Regions from separate parts of the Homo sapiens genome. Here region 2 is linked to region 1. The links are chromatin contacts, found by Hi-C or POLR2A ChIA-PET in ENCODE. All regions are on one chromosome and are shown on one strand. The core of a region is the stretch at or near the end of the contact, and the rest is flanking DNA. Distances in the headings are between cores, read along the strand shown. Region 1 holds the start of RBM43 (RNA binding motif protein 43). Region 2 holds the start of KIF5C (kinesin family member 5C).

Region 1 (2,700 bases), core at 65-2,564:
ATCTTTAGAAGTATTTGCATCCATCTATGCTTGCAGCAACTCTGATGCTTACATTCAGGCTAACACTTTCTGGTTTTGCAGATCTAGTTGTGAAAAATGGTATCTTATTATTTCAATTTACATTTCTTAGGAGTGGGATTGGGTTTCTTCATATCTGCTAGCCATCTACCTTTGTTCTTCATGCATTCATTGATTTGATTTTGAAGTTTGTCCAGAGATTCCCTGTGTCCCCACAGGCGCCATTCGGGGTTCCTGTGCTAAGGCATGGACAAGGTGGTGAGCTCTCTGCTGGCAGGGACCTGGCGCTCTCATCCTGTGTCCTTAGCACCCGGCAGAGGTCCAAGAGGGCTCCTGGTCTGGGCTGGGAAGGTGACCAACACGGCGTTGGGGGTTGAGGTGGGGGTTGGGGAACTGGGGTAGGTTGTGCAGAGGAAAAGGCCCAGGTGAGCGGTGGGGGAAGGGGAAGAAGTCTGGACAGATAATAAGGGCGTAGGAAAGACATCCAGATTTCACTGAGTGCAGGGCTTTTTAAAACTGATGTTAGAAAAACTTGATTTGCTGTTGTAAAAAACCATCTGTGTGAAGTAGAAATTGATATCAATAACATGATAGAGAATACGTTCTAAAAAGTAAAGGTAGCTGGATGTAAAATTCTGGCAGAAGTTTAATATCCTAGATGGTTAGTTTGAGGCCAGCAACTAATGAGGATAAAAGCCTTCTCCATGGAAAATTTTGGACAGTTATCTGGAGAAATATTACAGTGCGCATCAACCAAATTGAAATGTTTTCAAAAGTGTTGTAAAGTTTCATGTAGTAAAAAGGTTTTAGCCACATGCCCTTCAATTTCATGGCATCGAATATATAAACACAGAAGAGAGCATGCATGCAAGATATTTAACTCCCTTACATGATAATGCATGCGATTCAAAACTATCATGACATCTAGGGCTCTCTGCAACTACGAGATGATTGATGTTAGGAAAAGCGTAGCCCCCCAGTATCAACACAGGAAGCGGCCACCACCTACTATGTGTTTTCCCTTTTTGCGTTTTTTCTTTTTTTAAATCAACTCTGCCGTTGTTGCTGCTGCTTAGCAAAACGGGTAAAAACAAAATTGCAATCACTGATGCATCACCCAGAGAATTCCCAAATTTCCTGTCGAGGAATCCTCTCGGCCTCTCTCCAGAGTGCTTCCACAAGTTGCAAAACTACGGAGGGCGTCTGGGCAGGCGCTGGCAACAGCACTCCTGAGTCCGAGCTCCCACTCAGAGGCCACGAGGTCGCAGAACAGCCGGATCGGGTGGAAGGACCGCCCTTTTCTTCGTAGCCTCCAAGGGAGCTGGAACAAAAAACGAAACCAAAACCTGCCTGCTCGCTCCTCTCCCCATCGCCTGCGTTCCGCTGGTTGTGGGCTTTCTGCGGCCGCTGAGGGCGCGTCTCCCCTCCGCCATGGCAAGTTGCTTTTGCTTTGGGTTTTGCGGTGCAGGTCCGTGCCTGTACCGTCGCCATGGTCCCCTAGAAGGGCGCGGAACCGGGCGCGACGGGCCAGGGTGCAGGGCTGCGCGGGAGGGGGCGGCGCACGGAGGGGCCCCAGGGACCCCGGGGGCCCCGGAGAGCCGTCCACCCCGGCGGGCAAACTCAGGTCAGCCTCGCTGCACCCTTCCCAGGTGGCGGCATTGCGCGCTCCTGAAATTCACGTACGGCGGTGCAGTATAGGCCCGCTCCAGAGGCTCAGGACTAGGCTGTCACCTCCCACACCCACTGCCCAGGCGACGGGGACGCCGCCGTTCGTCGAGGAGCTGCTTCGCAGGCTGTTAGGGCTTAACTGTTGTCCTCCCACGCCTCGGGGGGAACAAAAGTGGCCTGATTAGCCAGAAATGGAGGTCACAGCTGCCTTTTGAAAAGGGCTAATAAGAACGATTCGAGCCAAGGACGCAAGTCAGGAAGACATCCTCATGTCTTATGTCTGCCTTGGTGCGAATTCTTGTCTTAGCAAATTCAAAATTTATCCTTCTGTGTTTTGTTTTGTTTCCATCAATCGCTTAAAAGCCTTGGCAAGGCCTTTAATTCCTGCTCTGAAATGCTAGAGTCCCGGAAATGCAAAAGCAAGTACGTTTTTGTTGACCTGGTGGCGGTAGAGGCGTCGTCATTGAAAATAAACAACTGATTTTGAGAAAATCAATATAAACAAATGCAGTCAATGAATCTTCTGTTTCTTCCCAATGCCTTACTTACAAAAGTAAAGTTTTGCTATATACTTTTTGCTTTCTGATAAGATGGCCAAGTCTGTTATAACACAATACTGATGCAAGGAAATGCGCCATCACGTTAGTATGTCTTGGCTAAAAGCTGCTCGTTTCAAAGTCCTTGAAAGGACTGTCTTTCTCTAGGCATTTCTTTATCTTAATCGTGGGTAGAAGAGATGAACAACCCTCATTATTCATAATTGACCTCAGTAAAATTATCTATGTTAGCCATACTTTCTCCAACCTATGAAAGGGAGTTAAGGACAAATATTGGCAAGTCATTGAAGTACTAATTCATTAGATGATTCATAGAAACTAGTTCTTACCAAACAAAATTTACATCTTTATGTTTTTTTCTTCTAAAAATACTGGTTCAGGGAGAAGTTTCTTTGATTTTAAAGATAAATTACCAGTAGACATTCGAATAAAGAAATATGGTATTAGTACTAATGAG
Region 2 (2,700 bases), core at 121-2,620, 2.4 Mb after region 1:
GGAGATAGAGAGGGAGGGGGGTCCGAGCCGCACGAAGTAACTTCTGCTCTTGGCACAGGGGGCTACTGCGCTCTGAGCCCCCTCGCCCCACAGATGTGGACACAGCCTCCTCTCCACCCAGCGTGAGGCGCATCAGAGGGTCTGCAGACATGGGAGGGAGGTCATCCCAGAGGGGAGGGATCAAGCCGGGACTCCACATCCAGGGCAGCCAGGCGTGAGAGGAAGCGGGAGACACACCAGGCCTCCAGGGGACACCGAGGCCACCAGTACTCCCCCAACCCTCCGCCTTCCGCGCGCGGAGCCAGGTGTAACACCGCGGGGAGCCGCGTCTACACTGCCGCGGGAGCTCCGAGACGCGACTAGAAATTTTCCTGTACCCCTTTTTCTTTCTTTTTTGCTAGGGTCGTGAGAAGAAGAGGCAAGGCGTTTGGTAAATCGAATTGATTGATGCCCAGAAGCATTTGCGGGTTGCAGAGCTCACACTTTAAAGGGGGCCTGGGCACCCGGCTTGAGGGTCACCCGAACACACTACCCACGCGGCGAGGCGAGCGTGGGGAACAATGGGCCCACCCGGGCCCCCACCCGGCGAACAATGGCGGCGCCGAGCCCGTCTTCGCCCCCCATCCCCACCCCCGCCACCCCCGCCCGGCCCGCCGCTCCCGGCCGCCTCTCCACCCGCCCGGGAGGGAACCATAGTGCGCGGGGCGAGGGGTCTCTGGTCAGGTCCACCCGAGAGGCCAGCCCCGCGGGAATGTCCGAGGGGGCGGCCTAAACACCTCCGCTGCGTCTGGGGCGTCGGGGCGCCCAGCTGCGGCGCGGAGCAGCAGGGAAGGCAGACGCCCCAGCCACTTACCCCGATCACCACGGTCTCATCGCCTTTAAATTTGGGGATGAATTTGTCCCCGCGGAGGATCTCCGCTTCGTTGAGGGGCCGGAACCGGCACATCACTTTGATGCTGCATTCGGCTGGATCCGCCATCTCGGCCGGCGGTAGGGAGGGGGCACGGGGATGGGTGGGGGGCCGGGGCCGGGAACGACGAGGGAGGAGGCCGCGAGCTGCACCGCCCACAGCTAGGCCGCCTCCTGCAGCCTCCGACGACGCTTCTCAGCAGGTCATCGCGAGCCCGGCCGGCTGAGCAGCCCCGGCCGCTCCGAGCCCGGGAAGGTGGGCAGCTTCTCCGCTCCGGCCCCTCCGGCTGCAGACCGGCCTGCCCTGGCCCTGCCCCGCCCCTGCCCAGCGCCCCCCGGCCCACCTGCCCGCGACCACGCGGCGGGCGGAGGAGGCGATGCGCAGGGAGCGAGCCTCGCCCGGCTCAGACCTCCCGGGCTCCTGCGCGCTCAGCCATCCTGCATCAGCACCAGCGCGCTCTGCCGCCTTGAGACCCGCCCCTCCGCCCCGCCCTCCCCTGGCCCGCCCCGGGACGGTGACGTCACCGTAGAGGTCCGCCCGGCCCCCGCCCGACTCCGAGCGCTGCGCATCCCGGGACTTGTAGTCACTCTACCTGCCGGGGGAAGGACAGGATGCGACCTCCAAGAGCCTGCAAGTCCGGTCTGGCTGCCCAAGCCGGAACCGGATGGAGGTCATATCCAATATTTCCGGTTAAAATCTCTAGATAACTGGGTCTGGATCATCCTGATCCCAAAAGAAAATCACTTGGGAAACAGCTCCCAATAGCCCCTGGGTTTCATCCTTCAACTTCTACCACTAGATAAGGATGGATGTCTGTTCAGAGTTTGGGTTTGATTGGCCTTGGTTTAGGTTGGCATCTAGTGCTAAACCAATCAACCAGAATCAGGGATTTTGTAAGATTATGGAGGAATCCCTTGGTGGGAAGGTTCCCAAAAGAAGAGGGATGGTATTCCCAGACATGGTGCCGGGCTGGCAGAACAACTGAGTGTCCACTCTATTTTTCCAGAACTTCCTTTTCCTCTAAGACCTAGCTCAACCCTCCTTCCTCAGACTTTCCCAGCTCACTAAACACCTATAAAGAGTTGGTGGCCCTCCTTGATGTTCCCCTAATCTGCTGTGCCTGTCTCTAGCACTGCACTTGGGTGGTGATATCTGCTTGATATCTTTGTGTCTGTAGCATCTAGCACATAGTGGGCAGCATACTGAATAAGGATTCTACCCTAGGAAGAAGCAATGCATGAGTGTGAATCCCACCTCAGCCACTTATTAGATGTATGACCAACAGGCGGAGGAAATTAAGAGCGGAGGAAATTAAGAAGTCTTAATTTCCTTAAGACTCAGTTTCCTCATCTCTGTCATTGGAATAATATCATCTTGTGATTTCTGGGGGAATTAAAAGACAGATGCTTTTAAAGCACCTAGCACGGTGCCTGACATGTATATAGGATAAGCTCTTGAAAGTTAGATGTTATTGGGTGCTGAACAAATGATCATAAAACAAATAAGTTAGTTAATTTTAGGAACACATCTGTTGCTTAAATTCGGGTAATACCTGAAAATACAAGTGTTCTCTGCCTAGCTGAGAGGACAGACCTACTAAAATCAACTTTTATAAACCCTTGTAAGTAGTACCAGTTCTATTTCATCTCCTCATGTGCAGTGGAAGTAGATTAAAAAGACCCAGGTGCCACCTTCTCATCTGTTTTTAAATTAAGTAATTCTCAGGCTCTGGCTCAGAGACCCATCATCTTAAATGATCAACTTCATAATATACTAGAGAGGACAATCCA

What was found. A loop is a pair of places that touch in the nucleus more often than their neighbours do. ChIA-PET counts read pairs that join two places held with the same protein, here RNA polymerase II (POLR2A). Pooled maps may share reads with other maps.
Region 2: a map of CD8-positive, alpha-beta T cell shows a loop between it and region 1 (9-fold over the local background). The contact joins the promoter of KIF5C here to the promoter of RBM43 in region 1. A Hi-C loop is called at or near these places in 4 of 168 maps with a recorded cell type or tissue (CD4-positive, alpha-beta T cell, CD4-positive, alpha-beta memory T cell, CD8-positive, alpha-beta T cell and 1 more) and 7 of 50 pooled maps. POLR2A ChIA-PET finds 5 or more read pairs at or near these places in 1 of 52 experiments (T-cell).

Annotation. Positions count from the first base shown.
Region 1 is chr2:151,260,477-151,263,176 of GRCh38, reverse strand. It overlaps RBM43 (RNA binding motif protein 43), which reads left to right and starts at 1,314. Exons shown (of 4, transcript NM_198557.3): 1 at 1,314-1,452. The coding sequence starts at 1,450. RefSeq lists an enhancer at 1,231-1,460 and a silencer at 1,501-1,770.
Region 2 is chr2:148,873,897-148,876,596 of GRCh38, reverse strand. KIF5C (kinesin family member 5C) reads right to left here and starts at 1,370. Exons shown (of 26, transcript NM_004522.3): 1 at 854-1,370. The coding sequence starts at 979. It overlaps KIF5C-AS1 (KIF5C antisense RNA 1), which reads left to right. Exons shown (of 4, transcript XR_001739733.2): 4 at 402-2,700. RefSeq lists enhancers at 1-125, 126-704 and a silencer at 1,077-1,546.